Linked DNA regions of Homo sapiens: region 2 is linked to region 1. Evidence: chromatin loops called from intact Hi-C (ENCODE). Cell type or tissue: IMR-90. All regions are shown on one strand. Each heading gives the region's core, and the rest is flanking DNA. Links, peaks and the distances in the headings are about the cores only.

Region 1 (2,918 bases), core at 250-2,749:
ATCAATCCATTCTTCTCCGATTATAAAAGTTCAGTCTCTCTCAGACAACCCAAGACATTTGACTTCCATGAGAAATAATGAAAATAACTTCCACTTATTTTGAATGCTCATTTTATAACAGGCAGAATGTTAGCCATTTTTAAAATATATTTTCACATTTCACTAGGAGAATTGACCTTTGGATTAAACTCATACTATGTCAACTTCATCAAAAAGTAAATGACTCATTTAAATTTCACAATACAAACTTGTAAGGCTTTGAGATATGTAATTATCTGTGTTATATAGATGAAGAAACTGAGGTTCAGAAGGATTCCAAAAGCTAACAATCATTGCCCAACTAGTAAGTGGCCCAGTCAGAATTCAGCTGATCTGATTGCAAAGCCAGCTCTCCTTCCTGTCTGTGACAAGGCAGTCTTTGCAAGAAAGATTGTGTCTTGGTACCTTGCCTGGTGATGACTCCTTCGAGGGAAATCTGTCATGTTTCTGGAATTTTTATTAGTGAATGATATTAATTCAATTATCAGGACTGTCAAAGCAAGGGAAGTTCCAGATTATACCCTTACTGTAGCAGGAGAAGCTGCATAAAATCTTTCACTGGAGGATTCCCACGTAAAACTCAATAAATAATTTTGCTGACAATGGTGTTGATTCCAACCTAAAATGCAATGTTTAAAGTTTTTCCATTGTTGAAAATAGATCTCCTTTCAGCATCTGAGTATATAAAATATACTCAGTCTTTTCTAGAGTCTATTTCTGTTTGATAGATAACTTCTCTTTGGTAAACATAATTTCTGCTTGAAATTAGATATTTTGCTTTGCCCTAGTCTTCATGAATGCTTAAAATATTCCATGAGCAACAAAACAAACAATCCTAAATAAATAATGCACTGCAATGCTTTCAAGGACACTGGATTTTAATCAGCTGTTTGTTTGTTTGTTGCTCTGCTTGCTGTTTGGAGGAGAGCCGAATACAAACAAGGGTTAATATAAAACCTTCAATTTATTGTAAAAGGAGCTTTCTTACTTGGGTCTGGATAACAACATATCTGGCCTGCAAAACAAATCACTCAACTGTCTCAGATATTTCGGAATGAATGCTTATCCACTAATTGGCTTCAGCTGTTTTTTTCTCTTCATTATCTGAACTGAGAAAACAGCTGTTTTCGGCAAACGGTTAAGCCGTAAGTCACATGGTTAGTGATTTATGCACTTAAACGTGCTAATGGATGCCTTGTAGAGCATGGTTTTGTTTATTTGATTGTTACAGGCATAGTTAATGAATCATGACTTTGTTTAAACACATAGCAAACCCAGTCTCATGAACCAGCTCTTAATTTGGCAAGTTCACTTTCTTTTTTTTTTAGCTTATTGAAATTTGTTTGGTTTTACCTCTAGAGAATAACAAGAAAACTGGGAGAAATTAAGGATTTATATTTTTATGAGAACTGCTGTGCTTACAAGTGAGTGAAGAGTCAGTTGTCATAGAACAGAATATAAGTGGGAACAAGGGGGAAAGAAACTATTGTCTTTTGAATTATTTGAAATAATCATACTTCTGGTGCTATTTTCCTTCGAGCAAGCCCATTAATCTCAAGAGAACTGGCATTCTGTTATATTTGCTTCTTAAGAAATTGACACATGTTTAAATGAAATCTTTGAAGTTATTGAAAGAGGTATTTTCTTACTAGTTTGATTGGAACAGGTCAATAACAAATGTGGATGCTTTTTTGTAATTAAAAAGTTTTGTCATTCTATTAATAATAATAATGATATATTTGTGTAGATTCCACCACCTATAATTACATTCAAAGTAGACATGAAGTTAAAACAATGAGCAAAATAGCAAAAAACCTGAGATTTTACCTTCAAAATATAGTATTTTCAATTAGGGTTGATCTTAAATTATACTGAGAGGTGACAGCATGCTGGCAGTCCTCACAGCCCTCGCTCGCTCTCGGCGCCTCCTCTGCCTGGGCTCCCACTTTGGCGGCACTTGAGGAGCCCTTCAGCCCGCCGCTGCACTGTGGGAGCCCCTTTCTGGGCTGGCTAAGGCCGGAGCCGGCTCCCTCAGCTTGTGAGGAGGTGTGGAGGGAGAGGCGCGGGCGGGAAGCGGGGCTGCGCGCGGTGCTTCCCTGCCAGCGCGAGTTCTGGGCCAGCGCGAGTTCCGGGCCAGCGCGAGTTCCGGGCCAGCGCGAGTTCCGGGCCAGCGCGAGTTCCGGGTGCGCGTGGGCTGGGCGGACCCCGCACTAGGAGCGGCCGGCGGGGCCCCACCGCCCCGGGCAGTGAGGGGCGTAGCACCTGGGCCAGCAGCTGCTGTGCTCAATTTCTCGCGGGGCCTTAGCTGCCTTCCCGCGGGGCAGGGCTCGGGACCTGCAGCCCGCCATGCCTGAGCCTCCCCGCGCTCCGTGGGCTCCTGTGCGGCCCGAGCCTCCCGGACGAGCGCTGCCCCCTGCTCCATGGCGCCCAGTCCCATGGACCACCCAAGGGCTGAGGACTGCGGGCACATGGTGCGGGATTGGCAGGCAGCTCCACTTGCAGCCCCGGTGCGGGATCCACTGGGTGAAGCCAGCTGGGCTCCTGAGTCTGGTGGGGACGTGGAGAACCTTTATGTCTAGCTCAGGGATTGTAAATACACCAATCGGCACTCTGTATCTAGCTCAAGGTTTGTAAACACACCAATCAGCACCCTGTGTCTAGCTCAGGGTTTGTGAATGCACCAGTTGACACTCTGTATCTAGCTACTCTAGTGGGGACGTGGAAAACCTTTGTGTCCACACTCTGTATCCGGTGGGGACGTGGAGAACCTTTGTGTCTAGCTCAGGGGTTGTAAAGGCACCGATCAGCGCCCTGTCAAAACACACCACTCGGCTCTACCAATCAGCAGGTTGTGGATGGGGCCAGATAAGAGAATAAAA
Region 2 (2,918 bases), core at 170-2,669, 53 kb after region 1:
AAGTTGTCTTGATAAAGTATCATGTAACCTAAGACCTGAGGATGCTCATGAATTAACTAGACAAGGAAAGATGGAAGGAGATCAAAAGCATATGTAGGAGACAGAGAAGAATATATTGAGCTTTGCAGTGAGAGAAGCACAGCACATGACAGGAGTTGAAAGAAAGCATTTGAGACTGTTGCGTAGGGAATGGGTGACATTCATGTAGGGAATGGAAGAAGGTGTTGGTAAAAGGGGAACATCCCATGCAGTGCCTCTCGAGTCAGAGAGATACTTGGAATGGAACTAACAGTGTTGTTACTATCAGCGAGATGACGACATTGAAGAGAGAGTAATATGATCCGTGGTTGATTTAAAATACACCTGGCTACATTGTAAAGAGTGGATTAGATTGAGGCAGGCATGAATTGGGAGCAACAAATTAGGAATGTAGTTCAGAGTTCTATTCAAGAGACAGTAACAAATTAGGCTAGGATGGTATCAAGGGGATATGCAGAGCTGGGTAGATTCAAATACATGACAGAGAGTCTGTAAGACTCATTGACTGATTGAGTTTTGGAATAACTTAACAGAAAGAAAGTAATGATAGTTTTCAGGATTGTTTGACTCTCAAAAACTCCGTTGACAGATGATGTACTATTTTTCTCTTGCTGCATAACAAATTACCACACAATTTTGGCTTGAAACAGCACCCACTTATTTGTTTACAGTTCTGTAGCTTCCAAGTCAGGTATGGCATGGCTGCAACCTCATCTCAGAGTGTCACAAGACTGTAATCAAGATGTTGACTGGGCTGTATTCTTGTCTGAAGACTCTCAAGAAAACTTGTCTTTCAAGCTCATTCTTTTTGATGAATGTTAGATCTTTGAGGTTGTAGGACTAGGGCCCTGTTTTCCTTCCTAGTTGTCAACCAGAGGTCTGTTCTCTCTCTAAGAAGCCACCTGCATTTCCTTATCATGTGGCCTTCTCTATCTTGCAGGCAGCAATGCTATGTTGAGTCTCTCCCATTCTTTGAAATTTTGACTCCCTTCTCCACTTTTATAGGGCTCAGGTGATTACTTAGAGACAACTGTACTATATGACAACTCAATAACACAAGTGAAATCGGTGTTGTTCACAGTCCCAGGGGTTACAGAGGGCATGTACACCAGAGATTGTGGCCATTTTGGAATTCTGCTTAGAAAAGGGGGTGACACAAATGAGATGGAGAACAGTGGAGGAGGAAGAGGGTAGAGAGGAGGAGATGAGTTCGGGCTTAGATAGGATGAGTTGAGAAATCCATGAATATTCAAGTGGAGATAAAAGTGTGCTGCTGGGGATGTGACCCTGGGGTTCAGAAGAAAGGTCTAGTCCAGAGGAAGAGAAATGAGAGTAGTTGGCATATAGCTAATAGTTGAACCTAGGAGAGTGGGTTATATCACCTACAGAGAGCTGAAAAGGTCTAAGCCCTGATAAACTACAATATTGAAGGAATGAGTAAAAATGGAAAATTAGTGACCAATGAGAAAAGAATCTGCTGACAGAAGTTCCAAGGAAAGACAGAACACTTAAGGAAGTAGGATATTTTTTTCTGTGTTAAATCTTGCCGAGGAATCTATTAGGAAAAAGACTTAAATACACCACTGAGGATTTAGTGACTCAGAGTTAGTGGTTACCATGGACAAAGCAGTTTCATTAAAATGGTGGGTACAGAAGCCAGACTAGCTTTGTTTGAAGAGTGAGAGTCAGGACATGAAATCAATGAGTTGTAGACAATAATTGAAGTGATTTTGCTCTCCAGAAAAGGTACATAAGTCAGTATTTTGTTTATTTCTTTTAGGATGTGAGAAATTGAGCATATGTAAGCATAAATGAAAAGAATTCAGGAGAAAGGAGGAGAGCGGAGAAGGGGAATGTTATATTTCTTATCAACTTATTGATAACAAATTGAAACAGAAAAGTAAATGATGGGAATCCAGGTGAGGTATTGATTTTCTAGAAGCACCTCTATCACTACAACCTCGCCAAGGGAGGAAAGGATGGGTGTGAAAGAAGAAAGTTTATATTCCCATCCATTGTCTAAGTAAAATAAGAAGGAAGATAAGTTTTTGAGATCGAATGGGACAGGACTGAACCGAAGGTTTAAGGAAGAGAAAGTTTACATTTGTCTTTGTGGTTATAGGGAGAGGAATCTAACTAGAAAAATATCACAAGATTACTTGCCAGGCTTTAAACCCCAGAAAAGGACAGATTAACAGAGGAATCAGTTTATTTGTTTCTACATTATCTCTAGTAGCACACAGCTACTATCCCTAGAGTTATGTATACAAACTAAAAATAATTATATTCATTAAAAATTGATATTTTTTGCCAAGGAGTTGGGAAGACACTGGAGTAAACGAGTTTTATGTATTCACAAGAAAGTGGTTTAAAAGATGGATCACGGAAGCCATAACAAATAGAAGAGATGGTAGCGGGTAGCTAATGGATAATGCATAGGGAGAAATTGAAATTGATGTCTCAGTGAAACCAGAGATGCCTGTTATAGTGTGAATAAGTAAGCATTTTATCTAAGAGGATGAGAGGTATATTGGAGGACTAGAATGTCCATGTCAGTGATTTCAGAGAAAGATTTGCTCTCTCTTATAATTACATTCAACTTTATTTACCTTATGTTCTATGTTTATATGGTTTCAATACTCACTGCAAATTATTTAATACCATGACTTTCCTTTTTTCAGTCAGAAATTTTGTTTAATCTCTTGCTTGACTGATAGAACTCTATATATAGGTTTGTATATGTATATATATGTATGTATATGTATATATACACACACGTACATATGTGTAAGTGCTCTTTCTCTGTGTATGCATATATATGAATGTATACGTATACAGAGAGAGAGAGAGGAGAGAGAGAGAACTTACCACATTCATTC

What was found. Hi-C counts contacts between places; a loop is a spot of excess contacts. Peaks named below come from ENCODE experiments on the same cell type or tissue, not always from the same donor. Only the 100,000 strongest peaks of a DNase experiment are listed, where the experiment ranks them.
Region 2: it touches region 1 in a loop (6-fold over the local background); 1 of 110 quality-filtered maps calls a loop at or near these places.

The regions. Positions count from the first base shown.
Region 1 is chr6:112,688,948-112,691,865 of GRCh38, reverse strand. LOC105377949 (a long non-coding RNA gene) reads right to left here and starts at 1,966. Exons shown (of 6, transcript XR_001744304.2): 1 at 1,867-1,966. In IMR-90, for the core only: no CTCF peak of the experiment used is centred there; DNase peaks (open chromatin) are centred at 385 and 1,275.
Region 2 is chr6:112,635,769-112,638,686 of GRCh38, reverse strand. No RefSeq gene overlaps it. Among named protein-coding and RNA genes, the nearest start is that of RFPL4B, 290 kb to the right of the region's middle. In IMR-90, for the core only: no CTCF peak of the experiment used is centred there; a DNase peak (open chromatin) is centred at 1,616.